3 separate regions of the Homo sapiens genome follow, and all the other regions are linked to region 3. A link is a contact called in ENCODE Hi-C or POLR2A ChIA-PET data. All regions are on one chromosome and are shown on one strand. Each heading gives the region's core, a stretch centred on a gene start or an enhancer-like site at or near the end of the contact. The rest is flanking DNA. Distances are from core to core; before and after follow the strand shown.

The links. A loop is a pair of places that touch in the nucleus more often than their neighbours do. ChIA-PET counts read pairs that join two places held with the same protein, here RNA polymerase II (POLR2A). Pooled maps may share reads with other maps.
Region 1: a loop to region 3 is called in a map of CD8-positive, alpha-beta T cell, with 7 times the contacts of the local background. The contact joins the promoter of PLXNA1 here to the promoter of RUVBL1 in region 3. A Hi-C loop is called at or near these places in 2 of 168 maps with a recorded cell type or tissue (CD8-positive, alpha-beta T cell and naive thymus-derived CD4-positive, alpha-beta T cell) and 8 of 50 pooled maps.
Region 2: a pooled map shows a loop between it and region 3 (6-fold over the local background). The contact joins the promoter of H1-10 here to the promoter of RUVBL1 in region 3. A Hi-C loop is called at or near these places in 5 of 50 pooled maps. POLR2A ChIA-PET finds 5 or more read pairs at or near these places in 3 of 52 experiments (CD4-positive, alpha-beta T cell, CD4-positive, alpha-beta memory T cell and naive thymus-derived CD4-positive, alpha-beta T cell).

Annotation. Positions count from the first base shown.
Region 1 is chr3:126,981,501-126,985,160 of GRCh38, forward strand. PLXNA1 (plexin A1) reads left to right here and starts at 1,615. Exons shown (of 32, transcript NM_032242.4): 1 at 1,615-1,787. RefSeq lists enhancers at 371-420, 681-1,010 and silencers at 1,061-1,280, 1,381-1,610, 2,626-2,705.
Region 2 is chr3:129,314,044-129,317,666 of GRCh38, forward strand. H1-10 (H1.10 linker histone) reads right to left here and starts at 2,243. Exons shown (of 1, transcript NM_006026.4): 1 at 728-2,243. The coding sequence starts at 1,859. The coding sequence ends at 1,218. H1-10-AS1 (H1-10 antisense RNA 1) reads left to right here and starts at 2,228. Exons shown (of 5, transcript NR_026991.1): 1 at 2,228-3,302. RefSeq lists silencers at 782-1,071, 1,452-1,581, 2,382-2,721.
Region 3 is chr3:128,121,459-128,125,148 of GRCh38, forward strand. RUVBL1 (RuvB like AAA ATPase 1) reads right to left here and starts at 2,354. Exons shown (of 11, transcript NM_003707.3): 1 at 2,126-2,354. The coding sequence starts at 2,266. RefSeq lists an enhancer at 2,106-2,155 and a silencer at 2,346-2,405.

The sequences.
Region 1 (3,660 bases), core at 365-2,864, 1.1 Mb before region 3:
GACAGAGCGAGACCCTGTCTGTCTCTAAAAAAAAAAAGCAGACAAGCAAAACCACCTAGTTGAAAAACCAGTTCATGCCACTAGATTTGCAAAACTAAAGAGTGCCAAATATTGGTGAGGATGTGGGACAGCCAGACCCTTCCACACTCCTGCTAAGCTGCTGGGAGTGTAAACTGGGGCTGTCACTTGGGAAGACGGTTTTGCTGTATCTCCTGAAGCTAGACAAATCCTACCCCGTGACCCTGCAGACCGTCCCTGGATCTAAAGGTGCCCACCGAGAGGCACACACAGGATGCTCATCACAGCTTTGCTCATCATGGCTCCAGATAGGCGACAATCCCATGTCCATCGGCAGGAGAATGGGCGAGCAGGAGCCCAACAAAACAGGCTGCGAAGACGATGCCTGCGAGCAGCTGCCCTGTGCCCTCACCACACAGAGCAGACAGAGCAAACAGCACAGGCTGAGTGACCCCGTTTCTGTAATGCCCAGAACAAGCCACCCAAAACAGCGTCCCATTCTGGGGTGCAAATATAAGAGGTCACACCCAAAGAAAAGCACTTAAAGATGAACACAAAAATGAGGGTTGTGGCTGCTCCTGGGGAGGGAGGAGCGGGGTGAGACGCGGAGGGACACCTGGGCCCGGTATGAGTCCATTCCCTTTCCCTGTTAACCATGTGAACTGTAGAGAGTTCCTCTTCTGTAGGGGTGACGTGATTCACACAGCAAAAACCGCACCCCTCAGGCTACAGATGGGGGCCAAGTCCCCAGCCGGGACTCAGCCCTCCCACGACGGGGTTTTCCTGGCCCATCTGCTCTGTTATCGATGCTCCTGTTGCCGGCTTCCCCTTCCTTGGCCTGGTTGCGTCCACCGGGAGGCCCTCCCGGATGCCTCCTGCCTGGGAGTGGCGGTTGTGAGTACAGTAACTGAGTGCTGGGTGTCTGCCCCTCAGCCTTGCCATGCAGGCTGGGGGTATTGCCTGGACAGCTCTGGCCCGTCACCCTGGATTCTGCAGCCCCACACCTCACACCGTGTAGATCCGCTGCCCCACGCTACAGCCGGAGTTCGCGTCTCGCCACGCCTCTGCCGCGGGACTTTCCTCCCTGGGCTGCGTCCCCAGCCGGGAATGCGCCACCAGCCTGGGGCCTGCAGGGGGCGCCCGGGCTCCCCGCGCAGGTGCCCGCCCATCTGACAGAGCGGAACGCGCGAGGCCGAGAGCTGGGAACACCCGGCCCCGCAAGGTCTGGGAACTGCGATTGCCTCCTTCAGCCTCAGTTTCCCCCCCCGTGAAAGGAGGCCATGCTCCTAGCCTGGGCACACTGAGCCAGGCCCTGTTCCTGGGGTCGCGGGCTAGCCCGCTCGAGAGCGGGGGGCTCCCGGAACTGCCCGCGCGGCCCCGGCGCCCAGAGAGTTGAGGCGGGCAGCCGTATCGCCCTTTGAAGACGCGCGGTGGGCCCCTGCAGGCGCGCGGCGCGGGGCAGAGCGCCCTCTGGAGGCCGCCGCCGGCCCCGCCCCCGCCCCGCCCCCGGGCTCTGGGCGGCGCATGCGCGCGGCGCGGGGCTCCGCGGGCGGCGAGAGCGAGGCCGGTCCGCAGCCGCGCGGCGCTCGGCGCCCCATTCATGCTGGGCATCGGCTGCGCGGCCACGCAGCGGAGCCCGGGCGCGGCGGCGGCCTCGGCCTGGGCGGCCTACGCGGCTTCGGCGGCCCCGCGGCGGGGCGGACGGCGGCGGCGGCGCGGGCGGCTGGGCGCGGCGATGGCCGGCGGCGGGGCGCGCCCCGGGGCGGCGGGTGAGTCGGGGCGCAACTTTCCCCGCGGCGCGGGACGGTGGGCGGGGGCCGGGCCGGGCTGGGGTCCGGGGCCGGGCGGCCCGTGGGTGGGCGCGGGGCGGCCTCCGGCGGCGGCCCTCTCGTGAGGCGGCAGGCAGGGGGTGTGCGCGGGGACTGCGGCGCGCGTGGGGACTGCGGCGCGCGTGTCCGCGGCCCGCGTGTCCCTGCGGCTCCGGCCCAGGCGTCCGCGTGTGTCCGGGCGCGGTCGCGGCGCCGACGCGGAGAGACCGCACCCCCGTGCGGCGGGGCTGGGACCGCGGCCCGGGATCCAGCGCCGCGGCCTCCCCCGCCCCCCGGCCGGGCCCGCCGAGCCCCGCGGCAGCTCCGGGGTGGCGGGGGGCGGGCGCTGCCCCTCCACGGAGGCTGGGGAGAAAGTTTGCGGCGGCCCCGCGGGGAGGCCCCTGCGGTGTCCAGGCCCGTCCCGGCCGCTGGACCTCGGCTCAGACCTCTGGCCGCGGGCGAGGACGGGGTGGCCAGGCCCGGATAGGGATCGGAGCCTCCCAGCAGGGCCGCGGGGGCCGGAGGAGGTCGTGCAGGCTAAGCCCCCGGCCGGCCCTGGGGCGCGGGGTGGAAGTTGGAGCGGCTTCCCGACCACAGCTGCCACCGCTCCCACTGGCCCGGAGTGCGGGGAGGTGGGCTCTGGGTGCCGCCCAGGAGGCCGCCCCGCTCGGGCCTCCTTGGCCTCCCCCTCTCGGGGCCTCTCCAGGGTCAGCCGCTTCTCCCGGAGGCTTCCGATTGCTTCCTGGATAGTCCCGGGCCTGATGTGCGGCGAAGCTGGAGGCAGCGGGCCGATCCCGGGCTGCCAGGGGAAGGGGGAGTGGGGACTCCAGGGAGGCCCCTCGGTCGGCGTGAGGTCCCAGGTGCAGCCCTGGAAAGGAGGGGAGGGGCTCCGAGGGGCGGCCCCGGGCGGCGATCTGCCCCAGGCTCCTGTGTGGGGTTCTGGGGCCACGCCCCTTGAAAGAAAGGGGTGTGTGTGCCGGGGAGGGGACGTGGTCGAGCCTCTGTCCCCTCAGCGCGGCTCCTGTGGCTCAGGCTGCTCCGTGCTGCCCCATCTCCTTTCACACGTAGCCGGTTTGGGGGTCGGTGCAGGGATGGGGCGCAGTTTCTGCTCCCCGGGCCCTTGAGGAGCTTGCCTCAGGTCCCCTCGATTTCCTGCGGCTTGGGGTGTGCGGCAGAGGCCAGGTGCTGCACCAGGGGCACCAAGATGCTGCCCGGCCCTTGAGGAGCACCCAGCCCCCTGCCAGAGGCAGGCATGTGAACCAGTGATTCGCTGCAGGGCCAGGCTTCCATTCCTGGGGGGTGCCAGTGGGGCCCAGGAAGGGCGTTTTGGGCAGAGGACAGCATGGGCGGAGGCCTGGGTTTGTGGCCTCAGTGTGTGCTCTGGGGGTGGGGGACACATGAGGTGCCTGTGGACAAAGCAGACAGCCCTTTGCTGGACTCCTGGCCCCCCAAGGTCGTTGCCTGCCTGTTTTGAGCCCCCAGGAAAGCCCCCGTGCACAGAGCAGCTTAGAGCAGCTGGCCGGGAGGAGCGGGTGCCCCAGGGGAAGGCCTGCAAAGGTAGGCACTTTTTCTCAGGAGCAGGACTCCAAGGCCTTCAGAGCCGGATCCCCTAGGACTGGTCGGGAGCAGAACCACTGGGACCACCTCCCATGACCCCCGTTGTGGGGGAGGCGGAGTGCCAGGAGCAGCTGTCTTCCCCCCCGGCTGCTGTTGTGAGCCACTGGGCAGGATGGCAGCCCCACACCCCAACCTGCCTGAGCCATAGCAGGATCTGGCGCAGGAGGACTTGGGGGGATTGGACTCTTCCTTGTGGGGAGGGCTTTGGGGGCCTTTG
Region 2 (3,623 bases), core at 993-3,492, 1.2 Mb after region 3:
TGTTTCAGAAGCTTCCCTGTTTCCACTGCCCTTGGGGGCCTGTTTTGCAGTTGTCCATTTTTAGGGACATCTGTTAGAATAGACCTTGACCTATTGCCCAACTGGACAGACAACTATCCCACATGCTGGATACCAGAATGTCCCAGGGCTGGAGATCCTTCTGCTCCTACTAATTTTCCCAGCAATCCTTTGGGTCCCGTTTGCACTCTAGCTTAACCAATAGGCTCAGAGACAGCAAATACCCTTCTGAGACCACACGTTGGATTGTGGTCAGGAACTCCACTCTCTGGCCACCACACTTCGTCCTGGTCACATCTCACTCTAACCCTCGCTGGAGTCAGAATGACTAAGTTTACAGGCCAGTCTGGTGTGACTTTGTAAGAACTACCTCTCTGGAGGCCAAGTTTAGGTCCCTGACCATTAACTCTGAAAACCCATTAATCCCCCCTCCTCTCCCCTCCCCCATCCCGCTCCCCGCAATGGCCGATGGACCCCCTGTGGGGGCAGATAGATCCATCCCTCCTAAGGGACCGATCCTGTCTATCTCCCTGTCCCAGGTACTTTAAGTTCGTCCCAAGCCAGCAATTCCCACCCCTTGCTGAAGGCCCCTGGCTCCAGGCCTACCCTGGCCAACAGATCTGGGGTATAAGGACCCGAGGGGCCCGCCATCCAACCCCGCGTGCCGAAGGCGCCCATCCCTATTCCACTCAGATTAAACGAGAGAGGCTGAAAGGTTTAAACGCTTTATTGTGCCCAAAAAAAGGCCCATGGAATGAAGGGAAGAGCCGCGCAGCCCTGAGCCCGGAGCGATTGTTTGTCGCGCACCCAAAGGCAAGGAGGGTGGGGAGCTGGGAAAGGATGCGCGGCCTCCGCGTCCCCGCGCGCCTGGGCCCGGCCAACCAGCGACCCCGCCCGGTGGGCAGGCGCGGCCTCGGCCATCGGCGCCTAGGGGCCAGTAACCATGACGACGGCCGTTGCCAAGGCCGAGAGCCAATAGAGGCGTCGCCGGGGCTGTTTCAAAAACCTAAAGCAAACAACGAAAAACGCTACATCGTTGGGGGAGGGGAAAGACTGAGAGGACCCGGGGCCCCTCCCTGAGGCTCAGACCAGGCCTCGCGGCCCCGGCCGGCGTGAGCCGTACAAAATCTACGTCACTTGGGGTAGAAAAACAAAAACACCGAAAAGCCCACGCCGGCCGCTCTGACCGGCCGACACGCTCACTTGCGGCCCTTGGGCACTTTGGGGACGCTGGGCTTGGCCGCCTTCTTCACCTTCTTGCCCCCGGCGGCCGCCGTCTTCTTGGCCTTGCCGCCTTTGTCCTTCTTGGCGCCAGCGCCCTTCTTGTGCGAGCGCTGCTCCGGCTTCTGGCCCCTGGCGGGCTTCTTGTCCGCGCGCCGGGAGCCGGCCGCGCCCGGGGCTGCCTTCTTCGCTTTGTGCGCGGTGGGGGCCGGGGCGGTGGCGGCCGCCGGGGCTCCGCGCCGCTCCCCGCCGCCCTCCAGCTTCTTGCGGTTGAGCTTGAAGGAACCGTTGGCGCCGGTGCCCTTCACCTGCAGAAGCGTGTCGTTCTGCACCAGCGCCTTGATCGAGTACTTGAGGTAGGTGCGCCCATTCTGCTGGTCGAACCACGGAACCTTCTTGGCCTCGGTGTAGATCTTGGCCAGCGACGAGCCGTTGCGCTCGCCCAGCCTACGGATGGTCTCCACCACCAGCTGGCTGTACTTGCCCGGCTGGTTCTTCTTCTTGCTATTCTTCCTCTTCTTAGATGGGGACAACGCCGCCGAGCCGCCAGCCTTGGTCACCTTCTTGGCCATTCCCTCGGCGGTCGTCACTGGCAGGGCCTCCTCGAGCTCCACGGACATGGTAGCAAGAGGATTGGTGGCGGGCGGCGCGCGGAAGCCGGGGGGCCGCGCCGGGAAGAGGAAGGCGAGGGGCCGAGGGGGTGCAGGGGGGCTGGGGGCGCGCGGCGGCTCCAGGCGGGAGCGGCCGCGGCCGGGCCTGGGGCCGGGCGGCAGGGCTGGGGTGGGGGCCGGGCCGGGCCGGAGCGAGGGTTGGGGGGCCCGGAGCCGGGGCCGGACTAGGGGACCGAGTTGGGGGTCAGAGACCGAGTCCGAGCCGGCGGCTGGAGCTGGGGACGTAGACCTAGGCCGAGCCGGAGCGAAGAGAAATCCCGCCGAACGCGAGACACCGCCGCCGCAGCTTCCACTGGCGCCTCTGGAACTCGCTGGGCGTGCGCGCTGCGCTCTGGCGGGAGGGCGCTTCTCTCGGCTTTTTATAGCTTCATGGCGGACCACGTTGAGAACAACAACAGCCTGGTCCGGGGCCAGCGCCAACTTGTGCTTCTTGGAGCCCCTTCTCCGGCCGCTGGCTTCTCGGACCGCGCCTCTCCAGCGCCGCCGCGCCCGCAGCGGGGCGCCCCGGACAGGGCCTGAGCTCCCGGCGCAGTGGAGAGGCGACTTGCGTCCTGGAAGGGCTCAGCAAAGGCGAACGGAGAGGTGCACCCTAGGCTGCGGGAGCGCGAGAGGAGGGGGGCACCTCGTTTGGAGGCCAATAGCGCGGGCCCCAGAGGAGGCCCCACGGCCGGGAGCTTGGCGGCCGGCAACCCAGAGAACGCCACGGGCACCCGAGCCTTGTCCCGGCCCGGGGGGCTCCAGGCCTGCCCGCAAGAGGAGCTTTAATTTGTCCAAACTAACACAGGGCGCGCCCTCACGTGGTCGGCTGGGGCAACGTGAACTGCGCTAGGACATCCTCGGGGGTTTTCCGCCCCATCCAAAGGGGATGGCGGATGGGAGGCACTCTCCAGCTGCACCCCGGGTTCTGGTTGTGCCTCTGGGAGCCTAGGCACAACCCGGGGAATGGAGGACTACGGCAGGACCTCTCTAGGGACACTGCCTCGCCGCTCCCCCCACCCTGTTGCCGCTGATGTTCCCAGGGCCTCATTTTGTAATCCACAAGTAGCTGCCGCCGGTCCCCCCAAAGCCAAATGGGGGCTCCAGGGTGGGACAGGGTGGGCGGGGGTGAGGCTGTGACACCCAGAGGAATTCCTGTGAGAGGATGGGGAAGGGATTCGCTCTTAGTTCCTGGGTGCACCCCTCCCCCTCTCCCGTGCACAGGGAAATGATGGCGGGAACACAGCAAAGGAGACCATGTCCTGGAGAGGGTCCCGGGCCCCACCCTCCCCGGGGGGGCTTGTGCAAGGCTGGCGGCCCGATCTCTGCTGATTCCAGTATTGGGGGTGCAGAGAAGGCACAGGACAGTTTTTGTTGAAGCCGTTGCAGCCTCCACTTGGGGAAGCTGAGGCCAGGGTAAGATGCTCGGGTAGGAGAGGGGATCCCTTTGGGGGTAGGTGATGTAGGGCACAGGAGTGGGGCTGGGGCTGGGGGGTGGCAGGGTTGCAGGCAGGAGACAGTCTCCAGAGGCCCAGCATAGAAAAGCGATGGAGGGGTGAGGGGGGACAGGACGCTGGCGAATTGGGGTTCCCAGAGTGAGAGACAGGAACATTTACAGGTGGACAGAGTAAAAGGCCCTGAAAAGGGGGTGGGTTGGTGCATTTGTGGCCTTGGGCCCAAGCAGGCTTCTCTGGGTGAGGGCTAGCAGCACCTCCCCTCTTCTCCAGCTCACCCCTT
Region 3 (3,690 bases), core at 1,104-3,603:
CCAGCACTTCGGGAGGCCGAGGCAGGTGATCACCTGAGGTCAGGAGTTCAAGACCAGCCTGGTCAACATGGTGAAACCCTGTCTCTACTAAATATACAAAAATTAGCCGAGCGTGGTGGTAGGCGCCTGTAATCCCAGCTACTCACGAGGCTGAGGCAGGAGAATCGCTTGAACCCAGGAGGCAGAGGTTGCAGTGAGCCGAGATCGCGCCATTGCACTCCAGCCTGGGCAACAAGAGCAAAACTTCGTCTCAAAAAAAAAAAAAAAAAAAAAAAACTACTATGGTCTTTCCACACAACCCTGTCATATCATAATCCCCAGCACTGAAGCTCTTTGGGAAACCCAAGGTAGAAGAGACTTTACAAACCTTGGAGATGTGCGTTTATTTACAGACCAGGACCTCTTCCATCCATTCTCCCTCAATTTCCACTCCAACTACTCTCAGGTGAGATAAGCTTGAATTCTAACATTTAAAAAGAATTGGAAGGGTCTTTAAAAGATCACCTAGTCTAACTCTCATTTTTCAGGGAGGTTACTGATGTGACCAGAGTCACACAAGAACCTGGTAGCTGAGGTGGGTCTTAGGCATACAGCATCACTCTTAGGCATAGAGCATGCACTTAGGCATAGAGCATGCACTCTGGGTTTAAATACATAGACTTGAGTTAAAATACTGGCTCTCGCACTTACCAGATGAGTAACCTTGGACCTACTTATTTGACCTCTATGAACCAGAATTTCCTCACTTGAACAGAGTTCATACTAGTCAATGGCACACAGGTTAAAGGGTGTAGGGGTAAAGTGTAGTGATGCCTGCAATTCACCTTGAAATGTAAAAGTGGATTGGGAGAGGGACAGATGAAAAGATATATGATAAAGCAGCACAGTAAAATGTTAATTATAGAATTTAGGCACACAAGTATTTACAAGTCTTTCAACTTTTTTTGTGTCTGAAAACTGTCATACTAAAGCGGGGAAGGGACAACTAATACGTTGGATATGACAAGGCAGTGGACATATAGCTACTTAGCACAGTGCTTGGCACATGGAAAGCACTCAACCAATGTTAGCTACTTGCAGTACTAGCTGCTTAGTAAGCCAGGGTCAAACACTTCCTTTTTGGAAAGATGATGCTCAAAATGGAAACCTGAGGCTTTTCTTTGAGGCCTTTCCATTTAGAAAAATCAGGCTAAGAGGCAGTAGCTTAACTTTATATTAAGTGAAGATTTTTGTAGAAGCTAAGGCTCTCCAAAGGCCAAGGGGCATGGCTGTGACCTTAGAGAACAGCAGGCAGAGAGGGTGGCTGTATCATCATAGAGCACTGATTTGGGAGTCAGAAATACACGTGGGTGCAAACCCCAGGTTTACCGTTACTAAAACGAGTGTCAAGCATATACGTGAAGTGCCCTCTCCCCAACTCAATATTTTCACCTGCCAAAAAATAATATGTATGTGAAAGTACTTGGCATCACCAGCACTTAGAAAAAGGAGATTTAATTGGAATGGTCAAAAAGGATGCTTGGAGGGGTGGATAAACCAGATTGCTCTTCTCCATAATTCCCACTTCTCTCCCTCAGTTCCCGGATCCTGGGAACCAAAATGAGCTTTTAAAGTTTAGTCAATTCCCTACTTTAAACCGTCCCATAGCCTGCCACTGCATTCACAATAAAATCCAATTTCCTGACCGTGGCCGACAAAGCCCTGCAGTAACTAACCCCACCAAGATAAGATAATTATTTTTATTTATTGGTGTACACGTTTATCGTCTCTCACTACACTAAAATGTAAGCTCCTATCTTAATTCCCGCTGTATCCCAGTGTCGCGAATAGAGCCTGGTACGAATTAAGGGGACGGGGTTGTGTGGGTTTATATCAGCACTTGTCCATGAGTTGGCAAACCGTCAACTGCCCCCAGTGGATCGTCACTAGGTATCCTGGGGCGGCCCCTCACCCAGCTCCAGGGCGGCGCCCCTCCCCGAGCCCCTGGCCCATTTTCACTTCCCTGAGGAAATAATGGCGGGAGACCCCTGGCGCGCGCATCCCGCCCCGAGCCACCGACTTCAGCAGCTCTCTCGCCGCAGCAGCCCTGCTTGCAGCCCCCAACTCCCTGGTCCACTGGCCACACCTCTCGCGCGTTCTCCTGGCCCACAAGCCCTGAGGCCGCCTGCTTGGCCAAGCCGCTCTCGTCCAGCCCCAGCCCTTTCACGTGGCTGTGGGAGGCGATGCGCTGCGTCTTCGTAGTGCTCTTCACCTCCTCAATCTTCATTTTGCAGACGCCGGGAGCTAAAACCAGCGTGGAAAACCAGCAGCTAGGACAGTGCGCCCGGCGCCTGAGTTACCATGCGGCCGTTACTAGGGCAATTTGCAAAGGCCCGCCTAGACCGGCTTTCCATTGGTGGAAGCGGGAACACCTCCGCTCTCCATAGGCTCACGGCTGCGCCCATCGCGGCTGCTGCTAGAGCTCCGGTCACCCACTTCCGTCTGTGTCTCCGGGTTGGCTTCCCCCGTAGCCGGCGCTTCCTGCCGAGGCTGGGGTCGGGAGCACAGTGGGACCACGCCCCGGATTTGATCTAGGGCTGGGGCGTTGCACGAGGCAGTGGCCCCCGGGTACCACTCCTAATCCTTCCGTCCTATCCATTAGCACATTTGAACGTCATACTCTTACGCAAATCTCAAGTTATTATTTCCGTTTTGGAAACAGAAGAACTGAGGTTCAGAGCTTAAACTGGGATTGGTTACTAACCAATGTTTTCTGACTCCCATACCTTTGCATCTCCCTGGAAAGGCCCAGCTCAACCCACCACCGTTTCCGTGGAATTGTCTTCCCCTGCTTCTATCCTCCATCCTCCACCGAGAGATAAGGTTCCTGCTGAGTTCAGTTGACTGTAAATAACATTTTGCAGTTTTCAAAATTCCACAGCCCTGTAAGGTAGTGTAATTACGCATGCAGCTACAAACAAGCGGAAAGAGGCCCATCCGCCCAAGAAAGCATCACAAATAATCAGAACTAGAAATCTTCAGGCTTCAAAACCTATATAATAATGCTCATCACGTCCCATGACTCCAGCTGAGACAATCAGCCAGCAAATTGTCCCTTCAGGTTTCATAATGATATTAGCACAACCTGCACCACAATTGTACTTGCCATCCATCCATCCATCCGTTCAACAAACACGAGCCAGACACCACAATGCACTGGGGATACAGGGATAAAAGTCTTGATGCGTTTACTTCTTGCTTAGAAAACTTGCAACGTGAGATGTGCTGAGACAGGTACACCCAGGTGGCGAGAAGACCAGAGCAGAAGCCCCCGGAACAGCCTGGAGAGCCAGGGAAGGCATCATGAAGGTGATGTTGCCTTGGCTGAATTCCAACAAATAGGAGAGATTTCCTCAGAAGCAAATGGTATGACACCATTTTTACAGAAGAGGATACTAACATCCAGAGGAAGGGAAGGACTTGCCCAGAGTGCAGGAGAGTTTATGTTAGAATTGAGACAGACCTGAAATCAAATCCAATTACAGTAGTTCCACAGTCTCACACCGCCTTTTTTTTTTTTTTTTTTTTTTTTTTTGAGACGGAGTCTTGCTTTGTGGCCCAGGCGGGAGTGCAGTGGCGCAATCTCGGCTCACTGCAAGCTCCGCCTCCCGGGTTCACGCCATTCTCCTGCCTCAGCCTCCCGAGTAGCTG